3 separate regions of the Homo sapiens genome follow, and regions 1 and 2 are each linked to region 3. A link is a loop called in an ENCODE intact Hi-C map of the cell type or tissue named here. Cell type or tissue: CD14-positive monocyte. All regions are shown on one strand.

Region 1 (8,000 bases), 87 kb before region 3:
GAAACCAAGGCGCAGAGAGGTTTAGTAACTTTCCCAGTGCATGTTCCAGGTTGTAGCAGAGCTCCGATTCTAGCCAGAAAAATATAAGAAATGCCCAGGAAAGTAAAAAATGTAGATTCTTGGGTCTTACCAAAAGAAATTCTAATTTGTAGATTTGATGTGGAGATCAAGGAATGTATATACGTATACACACACACAATTGTATTGATCTGAATCAACTGGTTCATGGACTGTGTCATTTGGGAACTATGCAATATACCATTCTTTCCTGAGATAAAGCTAATTATGGCCTTTGTGGGTTTGATTTCTCTTATGATACGGTGTAAATCATTTACAAATGACCAGTTGTGTGTAATGCATATGAAATGCATTTTGACTCTGTCCTCAGAGGCACCCCTGGGGTATGTGTGTGTAGTCAGTCCCTTGTGGAAGTTGCAGGCTTAGAAGGCATGCCCTCAAAATTTGGGGACCAGGTGAGGAAACTTCTCCTGTGAAAGGGAAACTGAAAAGGATCAACAGAAAATGGAGATTACCTTAAGAGATGGTTTGTGATCACCTTAAGAGATGGTTTGTGATTACCTTAAGAGATGGTTTGTTAAGACCCTGCTAACAGCCCCAGGATCTTGTAAGCAAAAGCCTGGAATGTACCATGTTAAGAAAGCTATGAACGACCTGGCTGCATTTCAACTGGAGTAAATGTTGAGTTGTGGTAATAGGAAGGTATGTTGTGTACAGGGACTAGGAGGAGGCAAGCCAGGGAATAAGAAGTGTTGCCAGCTGTATTTAGACAAGAGTGTGTTCTATTTCAGGGCAGTCAGCCTCAGTTCTTGGTATAGAAATTTCCCTTGGAAGAGAAGAGCACTCTCCAAGAGTGTTTCCAGCAGGAGCTTCCCTTAAAAACAACTAGCTTCCTCTGATCTGAAGTTGAGCTCACTAAGGAATTGATCCAAGATGGGTCAACTGGATGGGAAAGAGAAACCTCCATGGATGAGTAGTCTCTGTTCCCAAACCAGGCCAGCTCATTTGCTCCTTTGTGTTCTGCTTGATCAATTGTTCTCAGATGGATTTGGATAGCATGAGCTCATTGTCTACAGCATGATTCCCATTGGCTCAACTGACTGAAGTTGAGTTTCAGCAACTGAACTCTAAACCCACGGTCACATCATCAAGTACTGATGCCTATGAGATTTAATCTGTAACTACAAGCCAGACTTTCTTAGCTGCAAAAAATAAAAAAATTATTTGTCCAGGCTTAAGGGTCCCAGGGGTGGGCAAAGGACCACTACTGACCCTGTAATTGCGAGGTGACCCTATTCCTTAGACACTAAGAAGATTGGAGACTTAATTTCTTCCTAAGGAATACATATTTGAAAAATACTGCTTTTCACACTAACCAAATATAAAATTCAGTACGAATATGTATTTGAATAAACAAAACAGGTAACTTTGCGTATCTCAGATAGGTGGGTGGATAATTCAAATTATACAATGGAGAGACTCGAGCAAAGGGGAAGTGAACTGCCCAGTGAGTTAGTGGCAAAAGCAGGGTTAGGATGGGCTTCTAACTTCTCATTCTGTGCTCATTTCAATTAAATCTCAATTCTTCCAATAAATGTCACCACTCTGTCAATATTTTGCCTCCATTTTGTTCCTCAAGACAGTATCTTTTTACTCTCTTGGTTTTGGTTGGCCCTTGAATTCTTTTGCATTAGTGATCTTGAGATTTTACTTTGCATACGACAAGGAAGAGTGTGCATGATGTGCTTGTTGTGATTATAGACAGAGAGCTAGAGATCTCACCCAGGGCAGCAGTCAGTGATGGACAAGTGAACAATTCTCCCTATCGAAAAGATGTTGTTCAAGGGCTTTGCTTGAGATTGATCTCTATAGAATGGAAGGTAACTTGTGCCAGCAGAAAACCAGTAATAGTCCACCTGAGCTGCTGCTGAAGCTTAGGAGGGAAAATTGTGGCAAGTCTGTGAAAGATGGTGAAATTGGAGCCCAGGCTGGACACAGAAAGGACATCTGATGAGTGAGGGTTGGCAGGGGGGACAAATTACCAAAAACACCCCCGCAAAATGAAAACCCTCCGGTTTCTTAATATAAGTCCTCTAACAAATACATATAAATGACTCATAATTAATACGGCAAATACTTCACAGTATTTCTTGCATCCTTAAAAGTTGTGAGTCAAATACTTTAAACCTTCCTTTCCACAAGGTTGCCCACCAGTGAATTTGCAATGAACCCTCCTTTTGAGCACAGACTCCTCTCCTACCCCTGCCGCCTTGTGTTCACCTCCATCACACCTGCCTCAGGAGCCTGCCTATGTCCTTGCTGGATTTGGCTCTTCAAGGAAAGGCTCAGCAAAGCCAAAGTGAACGTTTGCCCCTCTGACTCTGAGTGATCAGCTTGTGATGTTATATACATGCAGTTGATGAGGTTTTCTGGTGCAGAACACAAATAGAAATGCTGCGCCAAATACAGGCTCTTCATCTTTGAATTTATCCAAAAGCTTGAAATTCTCTGGCCCAAACAGATATTTACTGGAAAAGCAGCGAATTCTGGGATGTCAGGGATTGCTTTGAAGTTTCTCCTTCTAAGAGAAGAACAACCTTTTTTATATCACCATGGCCTCTACTGGGTACTTGCAGCTTTTGAAAAGAAGCCTTCAAAAGGCTTTTTGCTAATAAGCCATGAAGTTGAAAGGTTGCTTGTTTGTCCTGAAGACATTTTATCTGTGTGAACTACTTGGGGGAGGCAGAGGGAGAGGTGGTCAGAGAGGAATCAACACAGCTGGTTTCAATATTAAAGGCAAAGATGGGCATTTTGCTCTTTCTCGTGATACCTGCTTCAGGAGTCAGATCCGACACGTGAAGAGTGTCAGTAAGTGCGGGGGCGCGTGTGCTCCGGCACAGGCTGGGAAGGTGGCTGAGGGCTGTCTTCCCTTCATCACGCGCTGTGGTTATAGCATCTTCCCCAGTCCCTCGTGTCAGCACTCTTGGTTTTCACTAATTGTGAAAGTTCCTCTTTTTGCAGAAGGATCTACGTCTTCCTTGCCTCATAAAAATCATCCTGAATTTAAGCTGCAACTATAAAAAACCCCCGGCCAACAAGAAGCAGCCTTCCTGATCTAAGTTATGGGAAAGTGGACTTTTATTTTCTATTTAAAGAAATAGGAGTCTTCGTAATGCATTAGTAATTCTAGCCAAAAAGTGTTTGATATGAACTTGATTTCACAAAAGAAGGCAGTCTTCAACATACTCACCCATTTCTGCTCAGAAGCATCATCACTTTCAGTTTTTACAAAAAGTAAAAACTATTTTGGAATTGGAAATGAAGTCACTTTTAATGCAACAATCCCCACACAAAGTTTAAGAAAAAGGAACAAATAATTTTTTTTTAACTAGAAAAGGTTTATTGAACTTAGTGAGAATTTGGTATTTATAATCAAATACAGTAAATTTTAGCAGAAATGTACCATGCTTATTACAGGGCAATCTCTCCATCTTTAGTATTCCTTTATTATTTTCACTCATCTTCTGCTTTTCCACTAGACTCTTAAAAAAACACTTTAAGCTTCTTTCATTGATATATAATAGTTGTACATATTTATGGGGTACATGTGATATTTTGATAAAAGCATCCAATGTGTAATGACCAAGTTGGGGTAACTGGAACAGCCATCACCTCAAAATTGATCATCTCTTTGTGTTGGGAACATTCCAAATCTTCAAGCTATTTTGAAATATACAATAGATTATTGTTAACTATAGTTTTCCTCTTGTGCTACTGAACACTAGACCTTATTTCTTCTATCCAATTGTACTTTTGTACCTGTTGCCAACCCCTCTTCATCCCACTACCCTTCCCAGCTTCTAGTAACCACTACTGTATTCACCACGCCCATAAAATCAAATCTTTTAAGCCCCACATACGAGTGAGAACATGCAATATTTGTCTTTCTGTGACTGGCTTATACATCATGTCCTCCTGATTCCATCCATATTGCTACACATGACAGGATTTTCTTACTTTTTTGGAAGAATAATATTCCACTGTGTGTGTGTGTGTGTGTGTGTGTGTGTGTGTATCATATTTTCTTTACCAGTCATCCTTTGATGGACACTTAGGTTGATTTCATATCCTGGCTATTGTGAATAGTGCTGAAATAAACATGGAAGTGCAGTATCTCTTTGATATAGTGATTTACTTTCTTCTGGATCTCTGTGAAGCAGTCAGATTGCTGGATCATGTGGTAGTTCTGTTTTAGAGTTTTGAAGACCCTCCATACCGTTTTCCACAGTGGCTGTACTCATTTACCTTCCCATCAACAGTGTATGCGCATTCCCCTTTCTCCGAATCCTCTCCAGCATTTGCTATTTTCTGACTTTTTGATAATAGCCATCTTAACTGGGGTGAGATGATATCTCATTGTGGTTTTTCCACCAGACTCTTTTCTAATTGAAAAACATGTCTAGTGTGCCTCTGTGCTGTGATGGTGCCGCCCGTCACCACCCCTTGCTCAGAGCCTCTTTGCCTTCCTTTCCATTCCCTGTGTTCTCCCTGGGAGATCTCATTTGTTCTCTTTATTTTAGTAACCTGACGACTCCTAGATATATTTATTCAGCATTGACTTCTCTTCTGCACTTTAACTTAAGCGTACAACAGGAAGCTTGAACTCAAAACATTCCAATCTCAAATCATCCGGCATACCTTTCCCCAAAACTGCTCCCTACCGCCCCCCTTCCCACTGTCCTGTATTCCTTTTCCAGCACCCAATAGCCTAGGTGTCATTCTAGATGTGGTTCTTCCTCTTTCCTTAAATCCTGTCACAATTTAGCCTCATAAACTTGGCCCCTAGACTTGGATCCAGCTTCTCTTTTCTTCTCCGTTCCCATGGTCACTGCCATAGTACAAGCCCCGGTTGCCTTAATCCTGAACTTGGGCGATAATGTTCTACCTGGTCTCCCTGCTTTCAGTCTGATCTTCCTCAAATATGTTCTTTCCTCCTGAACCATAGTGATATTCCTAAGACACATTTCAGATGGGCTCTATTGCCCCCAGTGTTTCCTTCTCTGTCTGTTATACCAGACTATAAACACCCTGAAGTCATGGGCTTTGTCCAACCTGTGTTTCTATCCTAAGCCCTCATCACAGAACCTGTTAAACAGTAGCTAAGTAGTCAGGGTATTTATTGAGTGGATAAACCAATGAATGCTGTGGCTTCCAAAGTGTCAACAATGAGCTTAATGATCTCCCTAACCCAAATGTGTTAAGTATAGGGAAGCCCCTTCTTTGTATCTCACACTTACCTTGTATCTTACTACCCTTTAATCACTGTGCCTTGCCCTTGGGCCTTCCCTTGGTGTTCACCTTAATCTATATAAAGCCTAAGCTGGGATGGACTGTCATGGGTGGGCATGAGGAACTAAATGGGTTTGCCTTTTCTCAGGACCACCTTGCCCACCTCTTGTCTTTTGAGCCATTCGAGTATCCCCAAGTATCTTGGAGCTTTTCCATAAAGGGCCACTAAAGCAGGAGAGTCACTGAATCTGGATTCCTAGATCACCTCCCTGTGCCAGAGAGACTGTGTTTTGCAGAGGAACTCATAAAGCATAATTTCCTCCAATTTGTAGCATTGGCACCCACTTTGAAGAAATGACATATAAAAATTCAAATTAATGTGATATAGAAATTAGAGTTGATGGTTCATGTCACAATAGGATAGTTTTCAAGGATTCATTGTCTGCTTTTTTTTATGTATTAAACTTGCCTAGGTATTGACACTGCAATGCCTGTGTAAAGACTCGGTTGCCTGTAACTATTTAGCAGACCATCCACAAAGAGCTACCGTTGTAACGTGGAGTTGTTTGCACTAAGATGGTGCTATAGTCTGAATATGTGTGTCTCCCCATAAATTCTTATGTTGAACTCTTAATCCCAAGGTGATGGTATTAGGAGTTAGGGCCTTTGGGAGGTGATTAGGACATAGGAGTGCAGGCCTCATGAATGGGATTAGTGCCCTTATGAAAGAAACCCAAGAGAGAGACTCACCCCTTCTACCACGTGAGGATACAATGAAAAGGCAACATCTATGAGGCAGAAAGTGGGCTCTCACCAGACACTGAATCTGCTGGCGTCTTGATCTTTTACCCCCCAGTCTCCAGAACTGTAAGAAATACATTTCTATGGTTTCTAAGCCACCCAGTCTATGGTATTTTGTTACAGCAGCCTGAATGGAGTAGACCAGAAGTTTTCATCTTATACAAGTTGTTTTATTGGTTCAAATAGAGAACCTATTTCTTTGGGAGTTTATTTATTAGTTCTAACATTTATTTGTGATATAGGATCAGGAGCTTCAAAGACTTTTTTGCCTATGATGATGACTCACATGAAAAGGCTCACTATCAGAAAGGCATATGAATGGTTTTGCTGAATTTCATCACTTTTTCTCTACAGATTAGCTTACAACCAGTGGCGAGGTACCCAGACAACTCACCTTGCACGTTCAGGTCACTGGTTCCCCGCTGGCCTGGATAAAAGAATTTGGCTGGGTTAGTAACATCTCGGTCTGTGACTCAGGAAGAGCTGACACCAAGTGAAGGCAGGTGACCCACACAACAACCAGATTTAAGCCTCAAGGCCCACTGCCACCAAGCGTTAACCAAGGGAACCAATTGACTGCCGACTCTGGATAGGTAGGGTAAAAACTGGAAGAAAACGAGGCTAGGTTAATCAGTTTCCTCTGAGAACATGAACCCTGTCCTTTCTGAAAGATTTTTAAGAACTACAATTGAGATTGTGGACAGTCTGCAGTGGAAGTTACATTTGACCACCTCTAGACTTGAGGCTGTTATTTATATGAAAGTCTATTTTAATCAAAGGAAATCCTGTTTCACCAGCAGCACTGGCAGCCCTGAGACGCACGGTCTCAGGAGTGTTGTGAGGATACAGGCTGTCTTTAATCTCAGAATAAAAATATTTGATGTTTACAAGGTGTATTAGTGTAATTGGAATGTGTCTGCCTGTCTGCCGGCCTTCCTTCCATGGTGGGACCACGTAATTAAAGAGCATTGCGTTCATGTGGCTGCCTGTTTATCCTTTCATAGCCTCTCGGTAAGTAGTCACGGTCAAGACCGTTACCCTGGGCTCTTAGAGAGCTCATCCAGGCAGAGACAGCTGCAGCCAGAACAAAGGGGAGGCTGCACTCTGCTTGCAATCCTTCTGAGGGCTCTAGGGCAAAGTGGGATGAGACAAGTTTAACTTGGTGGATAAGAGACGCCTGGTATCCCAAGAAACTCTCAGTGCATGCATGGGATTATGCCTTGAAAAATGTGTGTAGGTGTATATATTAGGTTGGTGCAAAAGTAATTGCACAGCCTTTGCCATTACTTTGAATGGCAAAACTGCAATTAATTTTGCACCAACCATATATACACACACACACACATATGTGTATATACACCTACACACATTAAGGTCTATCTATCTTTTTTGTTTGTATCTATCTCTATCTATATGTATATCTTTCTCTGTCTTCAAAAAGTGATTTTTTTTTCTTCAAGTAAAAGTCAGAAAAGGAGATACTCACCCTTATCTCTTCGTGTATACCTAATTCCACGTTATGTATTCAAGTTCTATTCCTAATGCCTCAGGACTTTGCTAGTTGGAGCCTTGTGGGTCACATGAGCACTAAGAACTCAGGTTTCCTAAGTGAGATTCTACATTTATTCCTATCTCCTGTAATCTTGGAACTTCTAAGAGAGCCTGGCTGAGAGTAGGTGCTCAATAAGTATGTATTAAATGAATGAATGAATCTCCCTGTAGTGTTCTAATGAGTGAATGAATCTCCCTGTAGAGTCCTCCTCTTGAATTAGTCTGGAAGTCCCCAGGCAGGGTGTCTGCCATGTGCTCAAGTCGGTCTATTAACCACAGCCACCTTGTGACCTCTGGCCCGTTCTGATTCTCCCACCCTGGCTCTTCTTGTTGCTTGAGGG
Region 2 (8,000 bases), 100 kb before region 3:
AGGTGGCCAACTTGGGTAACTTGTGAATGGAGGTGCCATTCACTGATAGCAAACACTAGAAGAGGCAAGAGTCTCTGGAAGAAAGTCATGAGTTCGACTTTAGACAAGTTGAGACTGTAAAATGCCCAAGAGGAGGTACCAAGGATGTAGTTACAATCCAGGCCCGAGCCTAGACAAGAGATCTGAGTAAGAGTAAATATTTGACAGTCATCAATACACAAATGACAGTGAAACCGAGGGAGTGCATGAGATCACTTAGGGAGAGTGTTTGAATAGGAAGAGGGGAGGGCTTGGAGCCCAGGGGAGCCCCAGTATTAAGAAACAGGCAGAGGAAGATAAACCTGTGAAAGCAACTGAAGGATGGCCAAGAGAGATAGGAGAAAATCAGAGCGTGGAAGGTGCTGGGTGTTGTGGAGGTCAAGGAAAGCAAGTTTCAAAGTTTTCTGTGCTAATAATCTCAATTCTGCACCTGACAGATCAGGCCAGACCATCTCCGGGGAAGCCATGCGGTTGCTACCCTTCATCTGCCAGCACCCTCTCACTATTCCAAACGGGCTCATCCTTAAAGACACTTTTCAGGAAACACTGCTTTCCTGTAATTACTTTCTTAGGCAGATAAAACGGCACTTGCTGAATCATAATTTACTTAAGGAGATCCCATCCCACACTTTCTTTCAACTTGCTGTGTCTTTTTAAGCGAAACCAATGGGATTCCTTGCATACTTCCCTCTTCTTTTTATCTTATCTCATTCCACTTGCAGGTTGCTGTATTCACCGAGCCTCTGACCTCCAGCATACTTTCAGACAGATGGTCACAGACAGATGTGTACTTTGCAATTGCAGGTTATCCAAATATTGTGGTGGCAGCAGCACCTCTTTTTGTACCCAACAGTATCAGTGCTCTGCAACCAGCTCGCGTCTTCAGCCGCTGTTGACGTCCCTGACTGAATTACTGTCTTTCTTCTTTTTTTCTTCCCCTCTCTCCAGCTGGACACTCTGGGGAGGTGTTTTGGCCAGAATTAGATATGCACAGCTGATACCTCCAGCTGCACGTTCTTTGGTTCTTTCTGGCTCTGCAAAAGCTCTTGGTGTTCTGACAATTCATTCAAGTGGAGAGCAGTATGAATGGTGGCCCACCCAGATAGTCTTTAAAAGCATTCAAAATGGTTCTATGATTTCTGTGGCCAATCCTGTCAGTTGAAGGTAGGAGTAGGAGAAATAGTTCAAAATAGACTGAGAGCCAAAATGAATATAGGTAATCTTGGCAATTCATATTTTGTTTCTTAATTATAAAATTATCAATAAAATTGCTATTGCATGGTAGACCTAATTATGCAGCTCCCTACAAGAAAAAGATGCGGTAGGCCAGACTTGGTGGCTCACACCTGTAATCCCAACACTGTGGGAGGCCAAGGTGGGTGGATCACTTGAGGTCAGGAGTTTGAGACCAGCCTGACCAACATGGTGAAACCCCATCTCTACCAAAAATACAAAAATTAGCCAGGCATGATAATGCACACCTGTAATCCCAGCTACTCAGGAGGCAGAGGCAGGAGAATCACTTGAACCCGGGAGGCGGAGGTTGTAGTGAGCCAAGATAGCACCACTGCACTCCAGTCTGGGCAACGGAGTAAGACTCTGTCTCAAAAAAAAAAAAAAAAAAAAAAAGAAAAGAAAGAAAGAAAACAATGCCATATATTTTCAAAAATTTTCATCCTGAATATAATATGCCATGAAGGCTAAAGATCTAGCAAAGAGTCTAAGATGGCAAAAATATGGGAATTTATTCATGGCTTTAGGTATCAACTCTAGGCTGATGTGTTTCCCAAATCCATTTCTCTAGGCCTATCTTCCCTTGTAAACCTTAATCCAATGTCTCCAATTATCCATCAACTTTTTTTATAAGCTAAAAATCTTGATAACATTATCTCAAAGTCCATAGATTTCTCCTGAGCTTGTTTTCCTTGTCTCCAAACATACTTCCTCCCCCATCTTTTTCTGTTTCCATGAACTTGCTGACCTCTCACTCAGGCTTCTGAGTCTTCTTTGACTTTTTCTTTACTCTTGATACCCAGCCTGCTGCCCGAGTCTTCATGGTCACACCACCAATCATCTTTGCTTCTTTTTCACTCCCATTCTGGTCAGACCAGCCCCGATCCATGTACTTTCATTGTGGTGGGATTGCAAACATTTCCTAAGTGCTAAGTGTCATTTATTCCTTCTATTTGTTCTCCCTTGAATCCATTACACAAAGAGATGTCAAGTTAATCTTCTAAAACACTGATTTTATCATCATGCTTCTCTATTTTAAAATATTCCATAGCTGCTTCTTATCTTCAAGATGAGTCTAATACCTCTCCCAAAAGACATTGATGTCCTTGTGCAATCATTTCAGCTGCTCTCTGGTCTGAGGTCACTCTTCTGGGATAAGATTACTCACTTTTATTCTTCCACCCTGTTCCAGCTTGTCGAAATAATTTTGAGTCTTTCTGCCATTGAATATGTTTGTTATCCAGCTCAGTTTTGTGTCAGTTACATATATATGTTCTTTGTGTGTGTTTGGTTGTTAAGTTGCATAAAATATGACAGAATAAGAACATAAGGATATGCTATTGTGATTTCTGCAGGACTGAATTTTTTTGAACTGGGGGCTGAAGTTGCTATTGGTCTCAGAAAATGATCCTTTGCCTCCTGCTATATCCTTACCTAAACATTTCATAGCTCCTTGAGTCATTCCTTTATTCATTCAAGTACCAATTGAGCTCTCTCTTCTCCAGACGCAATTCCTTTTTCTCTCTCAGTAGGTGTAGCTGCTTGGAACTCACTCTTCTCATAAAGTATTGAGGCTGGCTTTTATTTGTTTATATTTGAGAGATTTGCTGTAGGTAGAAGCTGTTAATGGAGAAAAGTTGGACATTTGCTTTGACATCTACAAAATAACTCCCATTTTTCTATATTGTTCTGGTTATTACTGCTACCTAACAAAAACCACTCTAAACACAGTTATGTAGAGCAATAACTATGTTAGTATCCGTTTGGGTTAAGAATTCCGAAAGGGCACAGTGGGAATGACTTGTTTGAGCCTCCCCTCCATCACAGCTGAGGCCTCAGCTGAGAAGACTCAAGGCTGAGGTTGACTCAACAGCTGGGTCTAGAATCATCTGAGACCTTGTTCACGTACATACGGCACCTGGGCAAGAAGGACTTGAAGAGGAGGACTGCCACCTGGAACATTTTCACGTGGTCTCTCCACGTGGCTTGGCTCCCTCCCAGCAAGGCAACCTCAGGAGAGTAAGACCTATCTGCCAGGGCTCAGGGCTCCTACCACGACTATTCCTGGGAAGAAGACAGAACTTCACTGTCATTCATGAGCAAGCCATGGAAGTCACATACAGCTCTTCCAATGCATTTCATGAGATGCATGGGAGACACAAGCTGCCTGGATTTAAAAAGGAGGGCTGTAGACCTCACTTCTCACTAGGAAGAATGCTGAAGAATTGGAAGATGTGTCTTCAAATCACCACATAAAAGAATTGAGAAGTTGGCTGTAGCTACTACTTCTAGAAACTTGACCTAGTGGCCTGGCGTTTTGGGAACTTTGCTAGCTTATTCAGCACAGGTAACTCAGGGTAAAAATAACCTGAAGAAGAAATGTAATAATCACTCACTTATCTTCACCCCAATTCAGCCAGGGCTAGATAATTTTTAGTTTTGAGCCTTTTTTAAAAAAAAAAATAAAAAGAAACCTGGTAATAACACATCTTTGTCTTTTTCTCTTCTTTAATAGGCTAGAGTTGATATTTAAGACTTTAGAAAGGTGCTTCTGGGAATTTCAACATTTGGCAGCTGGTAATAAGTAGGAAATGTCATTACATAAACGCCAGTTTGAGTTTAGAGGCAGGTGGTATTTTGGAGAAGTCAGTATCAATGTGAGGCTGTAGCCACACTGACCGCCTCCAGCCCATCTGCAGAGACATTTCTGTCTCTGGCAAGTAAAGCCCCCTCCCTCTGTCTGCTTTGACTGCCTCTCTGAGTTCCCCTTTTTTCTGACCTTGAGTTTCAACTTGATGAGTCATCAAAAGGACTGGGCCACTGGATTCTACCTGGCAAGAACTTCAGTGGCTGTGCCTGTGGTGAGGGACTGTTTTCTGCTCTTATCACATCTGTGTTGACATTCGTGGAACAAATACTCATTGAGAGCCTTTTATGTCCCAAGCACTGTGCTGGGGAATGCAGTTAGAAAATAATGAGTCCAACCAGACCTGGTTCCTGCCTTCATGGAACTTACATGTAGGAAAGACGGAAGCTGCAACTTATCCAGCTCTGCAGGAGTGGTGTGAGGTGCTTTGAAATCTTGTGCTAAGTGGGGTTGACACTGGGAGGCTGGGGGAGGATCCCTGAAGAAGCAATTGTTGAGCTGAGGCATGAGTAGGTGTTAATCAGGAAAGGAGGGAGAGTGATCCAGGCAGAGAGAACAGCTTGTGAAAGGAGAGGACAGGATGGGTTGAAAGGACTTAGAATGAGAAAAAGCTGGTGTGAGTGGAAGAGACAAAGCAAGGAGGACTGGGGTAGATGGTGTGGCTGGTGGGAAGGGTGAGAACTGGACTGCACCAAGCCTGGAGACCATGATGTGTCAGTCAGAGCTCTCCAGGGAAATGGAACCAGTAGGATATATATGTGTATGTGTGTGTAATATTATTAATAATACTTAATACAAATATATATAGTATATAAACAATTTATATATAAATACAGAACCAATAAGCTCTATAATATGTATTATATATCATATAAATATGTAATTAAGAGAACTGGCAAGTGTGAAGTCTGTAGGACAGGCTGGCAGGCAAGCAGGCTAGAAACTCGGGCAGGAGCTGGTGCTGCAATCTTGACGTGTAATTTCTTCTTTTTTGATGAAGAATTTCTTCTTCTCTGGGAATCTTAGTTGTTGCTCTTAAGGCCTTTCATTGATTGGATGAAGCCCACCACATTATCAAGGTGGATAACTTATTACTTGAAGTTACTCTAGTTATTTAAAGTCAACTGACTGCAGATGTTAAGCACATCTGTAAAACACCTTCACAGCCACACGTAGGTTAGTGTTCAATTACATAACTGGGTGCTGTAGCCTAGCCAAGTTGACACATGAATGAACCATAACATAGAGTAAGGAGTTTTGTCTTGATTCTAGAAGTCATGGAAAGCTCTTGGGTTTTATAAAGAGGTGACATGATTAGATTTGTATTTTCCAAATGCACTTAATGCTGTCAGAAGAAGGTTGGTGTCTATAACCATCACCATGGGCCCTTGTGATGGTCATAAGGCACATTAGAACACTCATGAATTTTTCCAAGAGGACTGCTCTGTCCTACATGGTGCCCTGACACTGGATTGGTCAGACGTACCTCCTGGGTATGCATCTACTGTCTTGAAATTACCTCCTGGGCAGCATTTATGCTGTGTTTTATTTTGTGTTGATCTCTCTCTCTCTCTCTCTCTCTCTCTCTCTCTCTCTCTCTCTCCTCTCTCTCTTTCTCTCTCCCTCCCTCTCCAAGCAGACTGAAAGTTCTTTGGAGGCAGGAGCCACGTCTTGTTCTCCAGTGCATCCCTAGTGTCTAGGTCACTGCCTTACACATGGTATGTACCCAATAAGCATTTGTGGATGTGGGCTTAACGTTCCACCCAAAGTGCCTTGTGAAGAATTAAGAAACATCAGTCTTATCAGTAGTTCTGGGCAGCAGACAACTAAAAATTGCTGTGCTTTTATTTCTAGTTTCCTTTCATTGGCATTCTATATAGTTACCCTTTTATTTTGCATGGATGGCCTATTTTAGAGTATAGTCATTTCTTAAACTTTTTAGGTTGGAATAATTTTGGATTTACAAAAAAGTTGCAGAGATAGCACAAGAGAGTTTCCATCACCCAGTTCTTCTAATGTTAAAATCCTATATGGCTGCAGTAAATTTGTCAAAACAAAGAAATTTATATAGGTACATTACTATTAACCAAACTCCGGGTTGTATTTGGCTTTCACCAGCTTTTTTTCACTGATGTCCTCTTTCTGCTCCAGGATCTGATCCTGGATGCCATGTCGTGCTTAGTCATCATATCTTCCAGTCTCCTCTGGTCTGCGACAGTTTCTCAGTCTTTCCTTGTTTTTTTGTGACCTTGACAGTCTTGAAGAGTACTGGCTAGATATCCTATAAAATGTCCCCAATCTGTCTTTGTCTGTTTTCTCATGATTAGACTGGGGTTATGGGTTTTGGCAAAGAAAATCATACAGGTGGAGTGTCTTTGTCAGATCATGTGACAGGGTACATGATATCCACATGTTATCCCTGAGGATGTTAACCATCATAATTTGCTTAAGGTAGCATTTGCCAGGCAGGTTTCTCCACTGTAAGGTCATTATCTTTCCACTTCTCCACTGTATTCTTTGGAAGTGAGTCACTAAACTTAGCCCATCCCCAAGCAGGGAGGAGGAAAGGGGTAAGTTTCACCTCCTGGGGTGGAGTGTCTACACACATTATTTAGAGCTCTTCCACAAGGAAAATTTGTCTCTTCTCCCACATTTATTGATTTATTCAATTATTTACTTATATCAGTATAAACGTACATAGGTTTATTTTATACTTTGAGTAATAATTCATTATTATTTTGTTGCTTAAGTTGTTCTAGCTTTGGTCATTGGGAGCTCTTTTTCTGTCTCAGAAACTCATTCTTTTCATGAAATATGGAGGCTAGCTTTTATTTATTCATTTGTTTGTTTACATTTGAGATTTTAAATTTTTGAAGTGCTCTAGAGACTCATCTTGATCCTAGGAGTAATGGAAAGCTCTTGATGGGTTTTTATAAAGAGTCTGGTTCCTGCGTCCATTTGACAAGCCCCTGTCCTTTTGTTTTTTAAGCACTTCCTTATTTTCTGGTACTATAAGATGCTCCAGGTACATCTTATATTTTCCTTACCCCAGTCTTACAATTAGCAATTTCTCCAAGGAACTCTGGTTCCCTTTATTGTAAAATGGTATTTAGAAGCCACTATCTAGGTGGTAGGTGTGCTCATTGCTCCTGGGATCTCATTGCTTCCAGACCCTGTCAGCAAACGGAGCTAGGAAATCTGTGAGCACATAGCCATAGATACCTATATCTGTAATTACTTCTGACTCTATCCATCTGTGTGTCTCTATCCATCCATATAGGAATACACACACATGCACACACACATATATATTAAACTAAATTTGAGTTTATTCTGATATCTCTGACTATAATTCAGTTCCACCAGGTTTATACTAGCCATCATTTCTTGTTTATCTGTTACTCCCTCTCCAACACTGACCATCATCCATTTTATTATTTGTTCAACATTTGTAAAGCAATTTCAAAATTGTTAACCTGTATCCCCATGAGCAAGAAATTTAGCAACTAGAGTACAGTGTTTATGTATTTTTTTAAGTATAATTATTTTTATAAGAAAGTGGAATAACATAGTGGTTGAAAACACATTTTCTAAAGCCAGATTGCCTGGGTTCAAATCCTGACTCCAACACTTACTAGCTGAATAATATTGGATGAATTACTATCTTCTCATTCCTTCATCTGTAAAGTAGGGATAATAATGACATTTACTCTGTGGGGTTATTTGAGGATTAAATGAATTAACATATGTAAAGTATACAGAATATTGTGTAACATTCAATTAGCATATTTATGTGCTAACTATTACTGTTAGGGCAGACATAACATCATTTTAATTGCTACTACTAAAATAATGCTAGGTATAGTGGGGCACCATATATTGTTGAATGGTAGCATCATCTCCGTTAACTTAACTAGTTCTAGCACTTCAGCAAAGGGATTTATGTACAACTTCCTCTCCCCATTTCCTTCTGTTCATCCACTCATGTTGTCTTTTTGTCTGGAGTTCATTTATCATTTATTTCTCCATCAGCTTTTTGTGATTCTGAAACCCAAGTTGAGACTTAAGTCCGAGATTTTTA
Region 3 (8,000 bases):
CATATCTTAGTGTGTGCATTGTGCTTTGGATCAGTGTCAGTCAATTCCCCTTGAGTGAAATGCTGGGCAAAGAGCAGAGTCGTAGGTCCAGGAGTCTCAGGCTTCACTGCACTGGTGAGAGGCTGGGTGTGGCCAAGGGCATTTACAGTAAGTGGGGCATGGCCTGGTCCGAGGGGCCGGGGTTCTGTGCTGGCCTGTTTGCTCTTTAGACTTCTGTTTGTCTAAGTTGTTGATCAACACCAAGGCAGAGACTGTTTCCTGACTAAGAAATCCCTTTGACATTCTGGCAATGACTCACGGAGTCACTTCATGCCTACAGAGTAGCCAGTGTCACCTTCTGGGGTTCTCAGCCTTTCTCACGTAGAGCACGTAAAACACAAGGAATCAAGTTGATCCTGTGTCAGCCTGCACTCCTGCGCTTTCTTCGGTGCCCTAGGCAGGACCTCAGGCAGCCTCATGCTGCCCCAGAGCCCCTCCCCTGCAGAGCCTTCCCCTGGCTCCCTGCTCTCCTCTCTCCAGCTCTCATCTCCCCATTGAATGGTCTGTCTCACATTGTTTTCTTCTCTACTTGATCCATTTTTTGTTATCTTTTTGCTGTATTATAATTTTCCTTAGGGTGGGATCCCTGACTGACACCTCTCTTATATCCTAGCGGAATACAGAGCACCTATTAAGTGCTTCAAAACACTTAGGGTTGGTTAGTTGCTGGGGTAATGAGAAAAGATGAATTTTCTGAGTCTTCCCTTCCTGCCTGACCCTCTTTTTGCTTTCCTCTCTCCTATCCTTCCTTTCACAAATGTCCATTGCAATAGGAGACAGGCACTGTACTTGGTTGGGGAGAGAGTAGTGAAGGAAGAAGATGTATCATTATGGAATTATTATTTCACCAAAAATTCAGAGCAGGGGAAGATCTTGTTTGGGAAAGGGGGATGAAGGCATTTTGTCTCATAATTAGAGATGAGTACTAGTTGGAAAAAGCCTGACTCCCTCTTTAATTGGGGAAGTGGAGGTGAGGAGGAAGGAGCACTGGAGTTGAGGACTGTTCAGGCTCTGACATGAGCATGTGAGAAGCTATGGGCAAGTTACTTTACACCCCAGAGCCTAGGGTGCTTCATCTATAAAACAAGGATGGTTGTGAGGATTACATTAGCTATATATAAAAATGCTTTTTTAGATTAAGCAAATATTTTACTTTAGTTGATGTTAAGTAAATGCTTTTTTTAAAAAAATTATGCTTGGTATTATGTTTGTGCTATGTGAAAATGCTTTTTAAATGTCTATTATACAAATGTGAATAGTTTTATTCTACAGGGCAAGTCACATTTTATTTTTCCTCACTGCAAAACTTGACTTGAATAGTTGCTACCTTCCTTTTAAGCATGTGATAATAGGTAATAGGCCGGTTCCTTGTGGGCAGAATTAAGAACTCCTCTGCGTGTCAGACGCAGTGCACCCCTGAAAGTACATTTATTTCCTTCACTGAAGCAGCAGTTTGCTAAGTGACACGAGTCATGCCTGAATGAGCTAATAAAGTTTCCAGTTGAAGTCACACTTGGAAATTGTTCATAATGCAGAATATAGTCCCATGATAATTTTTAAAAATGCAAAAATATTCTGGGTTGACACAATTTAAGGTAAAAAAAAATCTACATTTCGGAAACAGTAGAGACCACCCCAGTTCCCTTCCCTTTTCCCAGCACCAAAAAAAAAAAAAAAAAAAATCCCTGAAACCAGAAGAAGAATTCCTTCCAGATCTAGAGTGTCTCCCTCACTTCTTACATTTGACCATTCGCCACAATTTAGGGGACCCTGGCTGGGCCCAGGGGGCTGGGCCGCAGCATCCCAGGCAGGATGCTTCAAAGTCACTCACCTTAGAATGCAGCTAGAACTGGCAAATGCTCACCCCAGTTTCTCCACTGATTAAATGGGAGGACTGGTGCTGACCTGATTAATAATCTTTCTTTCTGGAATAATAATGAAAGATCTCTAAAGCCCTCCTCGTGAAACGTGATGCCAACACAGCAGGACCTGACTGTGAAACCAGTTCCCATGGCAGACAGCCACTGTAGAGCACAGGTCGCTTTCACTGGGAGCCACTCCTGGTGGCCTGTGTTGTAAGCCTCCTTCCCATTACATAAGAAGAGTGGCTCCTTCCCCAGCCGCAGCAGCACTGCCAGGCAGATCTCATGAACTGGTCCCTGAACTTTAGACCTTGCTTTCTCCGTGGTCACAGACAGACTGGCTCTCTTTAGAGAAAGCCTGTTCCTGCCTCCTTCCAAACTGCTGGAGTTCCCCTTTGCCATTCACAGGCTCACTGGTTTCAAAGGTGGTTTCTTTCTTTCTTTCTTTCTTTTTTTTTTTTTTTTGAGATGGAGTTTTGCTCTTGTTGTGCAGGCTGGAGTGCAATGGTGCTATTTCAGCTCACTGGAACCTCCACCTCCTGGGTTCAAGCAATTCTCCTACCTCAGCCTCATGAGTAGCTGGGATTACAGGCATGTGCCACCACACCCAGCTAATTTTTGTAATTTTTGTATTTTCTCCATGTTGGTCAGGCTGGTCTCGAACTCCTGACCTCAGGTGATCTGCCCACCTCGGCCTCCCAAAGTGCTGGGATTACAGGTGTGAGCCACCGTGTCTGGCCCTCAAAGGTGGTTTCTGTAAGGTAATTAAATCAAATCCAACTGAGTCATTTTCTGGTTTTCAAAAGCCATGAATGGCAGAGCAAAGCTTTTCAGAGACCTCTGGAGTAACAAGGGCACATTTGTCACACCCAACCAGTTTCCTGGTTGAAATGGAGACAATTATTGGGTGTTCATATTATAGTCAGCAATAGAGTGATATATTGACCACTGATAATATCACTTGACCTTCCCATTTCTGAGAAGTGCCTGGTCTGCCGTGTATAGCAAACTGCACTTACATAGAGGAGGCTAGGTGGTAGGAAAACATTTTCCCGATGCATTGGTCCTGAACAGTAAGCAATGCAGGTGATATTGATATTGCTGAGTTTAGAAGACTCTGTAGGCATTGATCTTCCCATCTGAAAAATGGGGAGGCAAGGGAAGATGATCTCCAAGTCCCTCCTAGGGTAAACAGGATTCTCTGAATTAGTGACAATCTTTTGGATTAAGTGGAAATGAACTCTGTGTCGATCTTTTGTTAGCAACTTGCCAAATGACCTATCTGGGCAAATGACTTCCTCATCTGGGCATTGGGCTTGTGTGTCGACTTCCTGCCCTCTGGTGTACATTCTTCTCCCTTCACTGGAGACTCTAGACTGTCAGAATGCCTGGGGGAGGGACTGGAAGCATCCGTGGGGCACCAATAGGTGTCTGCTGTTGCTACAGTGCAAAAGAACATTTCAGGGCAGGGTTAGCTGGATTTGTCCGTATTGCAGATGAGAGGGAGTTTTTAGGACCCAGTTCCAGCAATTTTTCCTCCTCTGCACAGGTGCCATGCATCACCTTTTCCTCCAATCTAGTCTGAACTAGATTCAAACTTCCCTTCACTCTCAAAGGGTTTCTCATGTCAGTGAAATTGCTGCTTCTGGGTGCAAGTTTCCTGTGCCTCCTACAGGTAACAGTCGACTGATGGTTTGAATCCAAGGGTCTCCCACTGACATGACTGCAGGGGTCAGGCAGTGTGTAGTCATTTCAGCGTGAGACTCTTGGATCCTTGGATCCTTTTGATTTACAACAAAGAAAAATGGGGCACCAACAGGCTGTTCCTATAAGGCATATGTGTTAACTGGTGGGGCAAGGAGGACTCTGTCCTCCTTTAGCATTTCTCCCTTTTGCACCCATTAAATAAGAGGAGAAAATGTGGCTGCCTGTTGGCTGAATATGACCTGTTGATATGTTTTATTTTGTCTACTTCCAGTTTAAAACAAACTCATATTTAAAAACTAAGAACATAACTTTGATTTAGTTGGCAACACATGTAAAGTCAAGATCTTAAATAAAAATTTAGATTTCCAGTTTTTCATGAAAATTTCTAGCCACACTGGGATCTCTATTTCTATAAGGTCACACCTAGCTGAAGCTCAGAGGTCGTTGTTCCCATGCAATGGTTCAGGCACTCTCCATGGTGACAGAACCCACCTGGCCCATTTTACTGTTTACTTTTTCTGCCTGGCCCTGGTGGTCATTTCAGTGTGAGACCCTTGGATTCAATTGATCAATTGACTGTCACCTACAGGAAGCACAGGAAGCCTGCCTCCAGAAGTAGCAATTTCACAGACATGAGAAACCCTTTGAGAGTGAAGGTAAGTCTGAAAGCATCGAGAGGGGCAAGGTTCTAGAGGGAGGTTCCATCTCAGGCCTTGGGCATCACACAGGTATTGGGCCAGGGCAGTGGGGCAGGCAGGCACCTGAAATTGAGCCCAACAGCACAAACGGGTGGTGCCCCAGGGAGGAGAACCTGCTTTCCTTCTCTCATGCCTTGGGTCAGCCCTGCGATTGCATCAAAGTCCAGGCCTCAGCATGACCTCCTAATATCAGCAGGGAAGTCTAGTTGGTACGTTCATCAATAAGGTAATATTTAACCTCCTATTTTTAGCTCTATTCATTTTTTTTTAAATTACCCTCAGCCTTCTTAACTATTAGAACCCATGAGTGAAGGATCATGCCCATGACTTCTTAGATTTTCATGCTCCTTATCTTTCACAACAGGGACCTTGGCTTAGCCAATATTTTCATGCCCTAATAACTGTAATCAAAGCTTGGCTTGGTCATATGGTAATAAATAGTTGCCCATCTGGGACAAGGCCCTGTAAAACACAGAACAGGAAATCCCACATCATTTGGAAAGTTGTACTTTTAGTTTCATAACTCAACTTTTGCTTAACAAAGATAGCTGTTATTGAAACTGAGCCTTTACAGCATAAGAAATGTACTTAAATATTTGTGAAAATCATGTCTTCATACAAAGTATTTTCCTATATGTCATCTTTTTAGAGTATCGCCCTGATCTGCTGAGGCAGGCAGAGATGTTATTATTATAAACAATTTATGAAAAAGAAAATTGGGGTTCAGGAAAATTTAAGTGACTTTGCTCATGTCTCACAATTAGGTAAACAGAATCATAACAGGTTCCTGAGGTTTCTGATTCTCCTTCCACAGATCTTTCCAGCCTCCCTCTGCTGCCTGTGTGTCATGGTGTGTGTGTGTGTGTGTGTGTGTGTGCACGTGTGTGTACAACACATACCAACACAGATGGATGCCAGTGCAGAGAGGCAGAGTTGTTGTTTTAATCTAGGAAAAACTTGCAAAGTCTTTTGATTTGGAAAAATAGCATATGTTTGCTTATAAAATATGTATGGTTACTTAAAATTAAAAAGAAGCACTCCATGAAAACTTAGAGAAAAGATTCCATTACATTGAGGGGATTATAGGACAAAAGACTTTATAAGCTTATTTTTCTTTATGGATTCAGGGCCTCTAACAAAATAGTGTTTTGATTAGTTGTTTATAAGAAAATGTCTATAACGTATGATGCTATGCAGGAAATGTTTTCCTTAATTGTTAAATATGTAATGACTATTTTCTATGTATAAAATATGCTAAAGAAAATTCACAAGTTCACAATTCTATTATTCAGCTACTGGTAGCAAATCTGCATCTATTTCCATAAGGCTTCATATTTCACCTAAACAACTCCATCCTCATTTCTTGTTGTTGTTACTTTATCAAAACAAACACAAAACAAATAGAACATACTAGACAGATTAGCAAGATTAGTTGCTTGGATAATGGCTGCCACTAGGAGTGGTATGTTCATCCTACCTCCTCCTTTCTCAAATTGAGATCATGGCTCTGCCTCTTTAACTTTCAAATCTACTCCACGGAGTTTGTTAGCCTTTTCTGCTTTCTGTTTTTTGCTTTGTTTTTGGCCAACTAGCAATGTATTAGAAACATGCTGAAAGCAAACTTGACTGTTCTATAGAATTATTTATACAGTTTTAAATATTTGACCAGTTTAAAATATTTTGAATCTTCAAAATGAAGACTTCTGTAAAACTTTGTGTGGAGATGGAAACTGTAGTGTATGTCTTAGGAAAATATTATTCTCATATAATTCTTATATAAATAATTCATACAAAATAGTATTCTTTATATAACTTATAAAGTAGAGGTGCTCGCTTAGTAGAAAAAATTACTTTGAAATGCCTAACACGTTTGTTTCAAATAATTATTTTGTGAGATTTAAAAAAAATCTAGATGTCATTTTTATGACATCTAGTGACCTTGTTTTAATCAAGTTTTTACAAAATCAAAATGCAATTTTAGAAAAACTGTAAACATCTCAACACTAAACTTGTTATTTTCAGGAAAGTGTGCTCTGTATTTGCTAGCTAAACATTTAGCCTTTTAACACAAAACTGGGGTTGGCTTGATCTGTGTAGGAAGTGACCTTCATTTACTACCCCTCCCTACTGAATTCTAGCTTAGTTTTCAGCTTCAGTGCCAAGTGTTCACAGTGTGAAGTCAGCTACAGAGTGTTAATAGTTCTTTCCTCATCATCAGGAACCAACAGGCTTTATATGATCATTTCTTCAAATTAAGTCTACAAAGAAAACGTTACCAAAATGTCCAGATTTCTTTATCTGCTCGTTTGCACCTCCTCATAGGAATCTTACTAATGCCAGCTTTAGCATTAATCTTTCTATGAGTTTTTTTTAAGTACACTTTAAAAATTCCTGATTCTGTGCATTTGATCATGTTATTTCCCCACTGGAAGGGTCCATTCTAGTTTTATTTTCCTGGTGGAAGCCTTCCCCTGTCTTCAAGCACCACCTCAAATCTCACTTTCTTCATCAAATTTCCCCAGGATAGGTGTTTCCTCTGGACTCCTATACAGTTTATGTCTAAATCATTATTTTGGCATTCAGCATTCATTCATTCATTTATCAGTTTTTAGGACACAAAGGTAAAGTAGGCAAAGATCTTTCAAGAACTTGTAATTTAATAGGGTGATGGCCTATACTTTTATTAATTCATTAAAAAATAAGCTCATTGCATATTAACATTGTTAGCATATTTGAAATGAAAAAATATTTCAGAACCAAAATATGAGTGAGAAGAGTGGCATTCTTTTTTCACTTTTAGTAAATGAAAATAGCCTAATAATTATGGCTTCATAAGAGAAAGCTGGACTCCTGGTCTGCTTCTGCATTCAATGCAATATCACAGATCATGTCACCTCTAGAAAAGTCCACTGTACACTCACGAGAAATGCAAATTAAAAGCAAATAACATAATTATATATCATTAGGTATTATTATAAAAATATTTTTTCCTTACTGGACTCCCTGGGAGTCTCAGTGTCCCCCAGAGGTCTCTGAACCACACTTTAAGAACTGCCAGTTTATGCTATACAGGGCTATTCACCTCTTTTGATGGATATTCTGTATTTGCTCTCTCATTAAATTGCTACCTCCACAAGCACAGGGATTGTGACAGGTGCTCAACAAAATGAATAGCTGCTGCTGCTGCTGATGATGGTGTTTGTGTGTTCACATTTAAAACCATATATATCCACACGTATATACATACCTGTGTATATCTATCTATCCATCTATCAGTTTATCAATCACGAGTGTTTTAGGGAGGTAAAGTTCACGTACTCGTAATACTGTTAAGTATTACTGTTAAGCTGTAGCTGGCTGTTAATAATTTGCGTAAAGGTAGTAACAGAGGTAATGTTAGTAATAAAGCTAATTACTCTTTCTACGAAGAAATTAGTCAGAAAGGAAATTCATGTCCATAGACAGGAAGGAAAACTAACAGTTGCACTTTGGCAAATTTTAAATTCCTAGGGCTTTTGGTACCACTTCATCATGTTCCTTTCCTGCTTGGTGACCGATGGCAGGTATGGTCAGATTTGCACGTGAATAAAACATACCTGGAAACCCCAGCCTTGAAATCTGCCATAGGAAGTTCATATTCTTTAGCAATTTCTCAGGTGAATTACATCAGGAAGCGCTTAACAGGTTCTTTCAG

The links. Peaks named below come from ENCODE experiments on the same cell type or tissue, not always from the same donor. Only the 100,000 strongest peaks of a DNase experiment are listed, where the experiment ranks them.
Region 1: it touches region 3 in a loop (2.6-fold over the local background); 3 of 110 quality-filtered maps call a loop at or near these places.
Region 2: a loop joins it to region 3, with 2.1 times the contacts of the local background. A loop is called at or near these places in 3 of 110 quality-filtered maps.

What each region holds. Positions count from the first base shown.
Region 1 is chr6:105,875,327-105,883,326 of GRCh38, reverse strand. All of the region lies in intron 2 of LOC105377923 (a long non-coding RNA gene), which reads left to right. Among named protein-coding and RNA genes, the nearest start is that of PRDM1, 210 kb to the left of the region's middle. In CD14-positive monocyte, no CTCF peak of the experiment used is centred here; DNase peaks (open chromatin) are centred at 1,526 and 3,026; H3K4me3 peaks cover 556 bases; H3K27ac peaks cover 3,320 bases.
Region 2 is chr6:105,889,159-105,897,158 of GRCh38, reverse strand. It overlaps LOC105377923 (a long non-coding RNA gene), which reads left to right and starts at 4,062. Exons shown (of 3, transcript XR_001744275.2): 1 at 4,062-4,133. In CD14-positive monocyte, no CTCF peak of the experiment used is centred here; DNase peaks (open chromatin) are centred at 2,398 and 4,048.
Region 3 is chr6:105,788,568-105,796,567 of GRCh38, reverse strand. No RefSeq gene overlaps it. Among named protein-coding and RNA genes, the nearest start is that of LINC02836, 160 kb to the right of the region's middle. In CD14-positive monocyte, CTCF peaks have their summits at 3,036 and 3,241 (motif pointing left); DNase peaks (open chromatin) are centred at 1,487, 2,187, 3,227, 4,737 and 1 weaker place; H3K4me3 peaks cover 977 bases; H3K27ac peaks cover 3,519 bases.